Regions from separate parts of the Mus musculus genome. Here all the other regions are linked to region 2. Evidence: chromatin loops called from intact Hi-C (ENCODE). Cell type or tissue: left cerebral cortex. All regions are shown on one strand.

Region 1 (2,500 bases), 200 kb before region 2:
TTAGAGAACAGGTTAGTTTATCAGGGTTGCCTCCAGGAGGGTGGGTGCCTTAAAGAAAGCTGCACCCATGAAAGGTTCACTCTACTATTGTGATGGCTTACACAAGCTACATTCCTGAAGTTCCTCTAATGAATTGGAGGCAGCTTGGCAGGTAGTTTCTCCTTTCCATAGTAACTCTTACACATGCAGCCTTAGGAAGGGGCCCTGTGGGTCTTGTAAGTTTTAGGAGCTTCAAGAGACTTGTGAGTTTTCTTGACTTCCTGAGCCCTGTAAAATTTTGTTACTTCCTGAATTTTAAAGAACCAGGTCCCCTTGGGGGTTGGGCATAGGGCATAAGGTGATGGATGGTTTCATTTCTATGGAGATGGCTACTGAATAGTCACCTTGTCTAAGGCCACAGAAGTTGCAAAATCCTGAGACAAGACATCATTTTATTTTAGTTGGCTTTCTGAGGAACCATTGCCAGTTTCAGGAAATTCAGACCTGGAAAATCCCCACCATATCCATGTTCCTTTTCATTAAGTGGGTTATTAAAACAGAACTGTTTGAGCAGCTGTGTGGGAATCTTAGCTTTGAATTCACAAGAGAAAGCAAGGGAGTGGTAAGAGTTCAGATGCGAATAGGAGTGGATGTCAGTGACCTTGGCCATTCCTGTGACTGGAGTGAGAGAGGTAGGCAGATGATGTTTGTATTCATCGTTTCTGTGTCACTATGTACCCACTGAAGGTATCCTTAGTCCTAGGAAATAATGTCAGTGAGAGGATAGGAGCCGTTCTTGAGTGAAGCATTTGTGAGAAATCATCGTGTGCTTTTCATTTTAAAAAATACTTTGTTATTTTTTACTTGCATGTATGCATGTATGTGTGAATGTGTACCTACATATAAATGCAGGTCTCTGTAAAGGCCAGAAGGAGGCATCAGATGCACTGGAGTTGAAGTTTTAGTCTATGGTGAGCCTCCATACATGAGGGCTAGGAACTGAACCTTGATCTTCGGCAAGAGCAACAAGCACACTCATTAACTGCTGAGCCATCTCTACTGCCCCTAAAACATGTTTTAAAGTATTATTTATTGGTGTTGCAAGGTGACTTCATAGGTAAAAGTGCTTGCTGCAAAAGCCTTGCATCCTGAGTTTGATTCCCAGAACCCACGACAAACAGCAAGAACTGTTCTGTAAAAACTGTCCTCTGCCTCCACACACATGCTATACGTAGCATATGTATACCTAAACTCTCTCTCTCTCTCTCTCTCTCTCTCTCTCTCTCTCTCTCTCACACACACACACACACACACACACACCACCACCACCACCACCACCACCACCACACACACACACACAAATTATTACAAAAATAAAAATTACTTAAAAATTTAAAAAGATCTCTTTATTGAAAGGAACTTAGTCAGCAGGAAGTTTTTTTGATGTGGAGTTCTGTGGGATTGTATAATAAACCCATGTCCCATACTGAAGTCTCTTCACATTTTACACAGAAATATAGCAATTGGAATACGACCAGTTTCCCTCTTTGCTCCTGACAGAATCATATATAAAGAAGTGCAAAAGAGTTGGAGTTGCAGAGAGATTTTTTTTTACTCATTCCAGGAGTGAACATGTTCATATTCAGAGCTGTCTGAAACTGTGATAGGTTTTCTCACGGAAATGTGAGTTCCTCCCCTTTGTGGATGTTCAGGCGGAGGATAAACAACTATATTAGAGAGTATTATGCAGAGAGGATGCATGGATCGATGGTTTTCTGTGTCACACTACATTCCTGATGCTGCTCTATGTGTGTGAGTTTGGGAAATCCTTTTTATAAACTTTTGAGGGGTCTGGCAAGAAGCTGAAGTTCTTGTCTTAGAGCCTGAGAATCTTAGTTCAAATCTCCAGAATCCCTTTAAGAAAGCTGGGTGTGATGGTCTGTGCTGATACTCTTAGGTTAAGCAAGTGGAAACAAGAAGATCACTGGTGTTGAGCCAGTAAGTTCTAGGCCAGTGAGAGACCCTGCCTCATTTGAACAAACAAACAAACAAACAAACAAACGAGACAAGGTTTTGCTGTGTAACCCTGCCTGGCCTGCACTTATGAATAATAGGTTGACCTTGAATTCACAGAAATCTTTCTCCCTCTACCTCCCAAGCACTAGGATTAAATATGTTTACCACCACATCCAGATCTTAGTACTTGCACTTCTATTACTACTACTATTAGTTTGTAGATACAGTAATAGTAAATGAATTGACCTAGGTCAGCATTTATCCCCACAGTATGACTCTAGAACAGCATTCTCACCAGAAATGGATGGTGAGCCATGGGTACAAAACACATGTTTACCTTTCCATTTCCTCCTAGTCATATTAAAAAAAAGTTAAATTTAATGTTAGTAAAATATGCTACTACATGTATATACCTATGCATTTCATTTTCATATGCATGGATTATAGACAAGTTATTCATGAAATGCTAAAGATCTTCGATGTAACATGTCTCAAAATCCCATCT
Region 2 (2,500 bases):
TGATTTGATGTTTAAATGACAAGCAAGGCAAAAGCTCTTGTTGATTTTTAAGGTGGTGAGTGATGGAAATGCGTAGTGTGGGGAGGACAGGTTAATCTGAAATTGGTACTCAGCTATTGTGTCTGAAGTTACTCAGGCTGATAATGTAGTTGAAGACCAAATAATCATTTGTAACTTTAAACAGATCTAAAGGTATATCAACCCCAGATAGTGGGAAATCCACACTATTGGCAAGGTCTTATCCTTGCCGTCATCTGTGTCTGCTCTGGGAGATGGCCCAGATCCCAGTGGACAGTGTACAAGGCACTCATTCATTCATGAAGGCTATCTCAGTGTTGGCCAGTAAGATTGACTTTCCAGATTTTTGTCTGATTGGTTAGGAAAAAGTCTGTTTTCCTCATATCATAAAATGGAAATCCAGGTCTAAGGAGATGTTTCATTTGGAAAAGTGCCTGTTGGATAATTATGGAAACTTGAGATTGGTCAATAAAACCTATATACAAGTTGGTCATGGAGGAGTGTCTGTAGTCCCAGGACTGATGGTTAAGGGAAGAGACAAGCACATCAATGGAGTTCACTGGTCCACTAGTCTGGTTAATCAGGGTGCTTCAGGGTCAATGAAAGACACTGTCTCAAAAAATAAGGCAGAGGACTGGCAAGATGGATGAGTGCTGCCTTGCCAGATGATCTAATTTACTCTATGGGAACTACATGGTAGAAGAAAAGAAATCTGACTCTTGTAGATATTGTCCTCTGATCTTTACATGTGTGTCATGGCATGTTGTCATGTGCATAATAAAAATATTAAGATGAGGCTTAAATGAGGAAGATCAGCCTTGGATCTCTGACTTCCACATATATAAATACACTTGTGGGTGTGTACCTCTGCACCCAAACCCACATGCATATGCTACCAGTCCTCCCCCATGACCGTATCTCTCTGCCAACTATTATTATAACTTCCCAGAATACAAGTCTGAGAGACAAAGCCAGAATTCAGAAAGAAGTTGTGATTATATCAAGCACTAGAGAGTTGGAAAGGAAACATATGCATATGTGTGAATATGTATATTTATGCACGTAAACATTCTGCAAATATTGGTACTGCACTAGAATACAAGCCTAACTAGCCACATTTTGCAGATGAGGACATCAATGCTCAGAAGACTGAGCTGCATGGCTAAGGCTAAATATATACTTACAAAGTCGATTAAGAATTGAAACCTAAATTTGGTTCCAAATAAGCACCATTCTCTGTTGTAAGATTGTCTGTCCTCTCAGAGACTGTGGGTCCTGTTCCAGACGTGAGATTATGCTAATCATGTGAACTGCACTTTCTTGGTTCTTCCCTCCCTCGGCAAAGACATATTCTTGGAAACAGAACTACTGTGGTATGCCTCTGTGCTGCAGAAAGATTGAGGGCATTTGTTCCCCATGTCTCCAGTATCTCTAGTAGTATAAAATGTAGGACAGTCTACCTTCTAGGAACAATATTGTAAAGAGTGTTTAGTTAAACACTGGCCAGTAAATAAAAAAAAAATCTACATAACCCAGGAAATGTTCCATACTAAAAACAAAAACAGTAAACTATTATTGTCCAAGCAGAAAAGTAAAATAACAGAAGGAAAAGGAGGAAGAGGAAGAGGGAGAAGAAGGAAAAGTTATTGTTTTAGTAGAAGGAAACAGTCGTAGAGATTGTGATTCATCTTCATAGTGAATTTTTTTGGTACAGCCTTATAGCCTTGACATGAGAGCTTTTTTTTGTTTTGTTTTGTTTTGTTTTGTTTTGTTTTTTTGTTTTGTTTTTTTTCAAGACAGGGTTTCTCCATGTAGCCCTGGCTGTCCTGGAACTAACTTTGTAGACCAGGCTGGCCTCGAACTCAGAAATCTGCCTGCCTCTGCCTCCCAAGTGCTGGGATTAAAGGCGTGAGCCACCACGCCCGGCTGACATGAGAGCTTTTGCTTGTCTTATTGTGTCCTGTTTTGTCCTGTTTGTTTATGGTCTTTTTGAGGCCTGCTCTTTTATTAAGGGAGATGAAGAGGGAAATGGATCTGGGTAAGAGGAGAGTTAGAGGGGTGCTGGGAGGAGGGGATTATTTTGGAGGGTAGGGAGCTGTAGATGGGATGTTTGTATGGCAAGAGAATCCATTTTCAATGAAATAATATAATATGGAGGGTAACTCTGGGTATTTTTGAATTATCATTAGGGAAAATTTACTAGAGCCAAATATTTTTAAATTTTTTGTTTACTTTTTAATTGTGTGTGTGTGTGTGTGTGTGTGTGTGTGTGTGTGGTCTATGTGTATGGGTTTGAGTGTGCATGTATGTCTGTGTGTATATGTGTCTCTGTGTATGTATATGTATGTTTGCCTGTGTGTTGAGTATGTCTGTGTGTATATATATATATGTATATATATATGTGTGTGTGTGTGTGTGTGTGTGCAAGTGTATGCTATGCATATGTGTGTAATCTCTGCATATGTTTTGTGTGCATGTATGT
Region 3 (2,500 bases), 210 kb before region 2:
TGACAGCTGATGCATTTTTAAGACAATGATCTAAAGAGAGGCATAACCCTGAATGTGAGCACAGAACTCCCTAGGACAATAGTGATTACTGGGTTCAAGGGCTAATGCTTCCCACTCTCAGAACCTGTCCCACAGCAAGCTCCCCACCAAAATATTCACCTTTCCACTTACAGTGGCATTTATATCCTTTTGATTTGTTTGTCCCTCTGTGGCAGATCCTAGCTACTCTGCTGTTTAATTTGTGCTATGACATCAAGCTTTAATTTTATCGTTATTATTTTTGCTTCTTTTAGACACCCATGGTGTGCCAGGCGCCGAATAAAATAAGGATACATTCCTTGCTGTCTCTGTGCTCCCACTTTTAAAGAACCAAGACAAGCAAAATTCCCAGTAACTGGCAATAGATAGTCATTACTCCCCTTACCTCCCTTCCTTCCTTTTGAAGCAACCTCATCTCTCTGAACAAGCTTAAGAAGTTCTCTGGATCAAAGCTGTCAGAAACCAGGAGGGTTTGGAACAAGTGTCAGAGTAGGCAAAGGACCTCCAGAACTCCAGCTCCTTCCTCGCCTGCCTGAGAGAGATCTGGCCTGCATCTCTGCCTACCTTACCTGGGTGGGCTAGGACTCTCAGGCTACTAGCTGCCTCTGACATCCCTACCTAGGAGGCAAACTTCCCACACCTCACTAGCTCTAGGACCAAGGATGCTTTAAACCAAAGGATCCAAAGGATTCTGGCTTTTCCCAGGTATCTGATTGACTTGCAGTGACAGACTCTGGGCGTCTCATAACAGGGCTATGCCTACATTAGTACCCCGGTGGTTCTCTGGAGGCACCCCTAGTGTGCCTCTCCTACACACACCATTGGGATCTTTATCCTTTTCAGTTATCATCAGGAGGAACTCTGAGGCTTGGGGAAGCTTGAGGAATGGCTCAGTAAGTGCCTGCAGGCAAGTGTGCCAAGATCAACCCCACCCCAGCTTCCCTGGGACTTCCCCTTGTGCCTACCCCAGGCTCAGAGTGGTTAGGCACCAGGTGCTCAGCCCAGCTGGGGAGTCTCCCTCACTTAGCCAGCACCTGCACTCCTGCATTAGAGTTGGGAAAACAGTCGGCTTTGAGGGGTGCAGAGGAGCCAAGGGGGTTGAGGCCAGTTGCACCTCAGGCTGCTCACCCAGGGGAGCTGGTTTGGCGAGTCCTGGGGTCTGAAGGGTGCACTAACCCAGAGAAGGGGAGGAGGGCCAGGAGGAGAGATGAGGGAGGAGGGGAAGGCATGAGGGAGGGGCACCGGAGCAGCTGCTGTGGGAGGCTAGGCGCAAGGTGGCTCCCCGCGGCCCGGCGCCCCGCGGCTCCCGGGGACGCACCAGGCAGCCAATGGATGCGCAGAGGTGTACAGCAGATGGCGTCCGACTGCGCCGTTTCTTCCTCCTCCTCCTCGTCCTCCTCTTCCTCCTGCTTCAGTGCTGAGCAGCCAGAGTCGCAGCCGGGTTGCCAGACGCTGGAATGGGTGGTCTCCCGACACATACCACCATCTTCACTGGGAAAGCTCGGGGCTCGTCGGCTCCCAGAAGCTGCAGCTGCGGCTCGGGCGAGGCTGGTGAGTGCGGTCGCGCTGTGCCCCAGCTGGCATGGACTGATGCCGCGGGTCCCCTTGGCTGGCCGGATGGAGAGAGAGCTGCCCCGAATGGGGGCGCCTCCCGCACAGACTTTCATAGCCAGGCACCTTCCCTCGTCCCTTCTTCCAGCTAGTCGCGGAACTTGGAACCGGAGCCTTTGGCTCTGGGCTGCGGGAATGATTGGCTGCTGGGGTGTAGAATGCTTGGATCCTCTAATCCGGAGGGCAGGCAGGGACACCCCGCGACTTGGGCATAGGTCTCAGGCAATTGGACTGAACACACATGGGGTGGGTTCTAGCTTGCTTTGTGGGGAACCTATGAAAGGAACCGGTGGGTCCCCATCCTGTACGTGGAACCTTAAAGCTTTCAGATCCCAGCACCGGGAGTTCTGTAGGTTTTTCAAACTGGTCGAGTGAAGGGTCCCCTTTGGGTAGCCCGGAAGGTGAAATCCACGCATGGGTGCTCAGGGACCCGAGAGGATACCGGAGCAAGCCAAGAAGTTTTGCGGAGTCCTCCGATTTCTCCCTGAAGTGACAGGAGGCCACAGCAACAGTTTACATGCCCATGGTTCTCAAGGGGGCAAGGGGTGTCCTGGGGGACAGGGGAGCCCACAGGTTGGACATGATACCACATTGCTTTTTTGAGAGAAAAAAATGGGTCCAGCATGTGAGAGTGGGAAGCAAGGAGAAGGAGCATGCTTTCTCCTACCGCTCCCACTTTGCATCTTGCATGTTCTATACACTATTAAAGTTATTTGAAAAGGGAAATGAAACCTCAGCTCTAGGCGTCCTAGTACATTGAGTCTTGAAGTTGGAAAGCTTGGAGTGTGCCTCTCTCTCTCTCTCTCTCTCTCTCTCTCTCTCTCTCTCTCTCTCTCTCTGTGTGTGTGTG

Evidence for each region. A loop is a pair of places that touch in the nucleus more often than their neighbours do. Peaks named below come from ENCODE experiments on the same cell type or tissue, not always from the same donor. Only the 100,000 strongest peaks of a DNase experiment are listed, where the experiment ranks them.
Region 1: it touches region 2 in a loop (3-fold over the local background); 2 of 42 quality-filtered maps call a loop at or near these places.
Region 3: a loop joins it to region 2, with 2.5 times the contacts of the local background. A loop is called at or near these places in 2 of 42 quality-filtered maps.

The regions. Positions count from the first base shown.
Region 1 is chr1:129,280,573-129,283,072 of GRCm38, forward strand. The region is part of intron 1 of Thsd7b (thrombospondin, type I, domain containing 7B); the gene reads left to right. Among named protein-coding and RNA genes, the nearest start is that of Thsd7b, 8.5 kb to the left of the region's middle. In left cerebral cortex, no CTCF peak of the experiment used is centred here; a DNase peak (open chromatin) is centred at 1,524.
Region 2 is chr1:129,483,518-129,486,017 of GRCm38, forward strand. All of the region lies in intron 2 of Thsd7b (thrombospondin, type I, domain containing 7B), which reads left to right. Among named protein-coding and RNA genes, the nearest start is that of Gm36347, 130 kb to the right of the region's middle. In left cerebral cortex, no CTCF peak of the experiment used is centred here; DNase peaks (open chromatin) are centred at 977 and 1,281.
Region 3 is chr1:129,272,011-129,274,510 of GRCm38, forward strand. It overlaps Thsd7b (thrombospondin, type I, domain containing 7B), which reads left to right and starts at 1,294. Exons shown (of 28, transcript NM_172485.3): 1 at 1,294-1,590. In left cerebral cortex, a CTCF peak has its summit at 1,421 (motif pointing right); DNase peaks (open chromatin) are centred at 1,437 and 1,649; H3K4me3 peaks cover 1,375 bases; H3K27ac peaks cover 469 bases.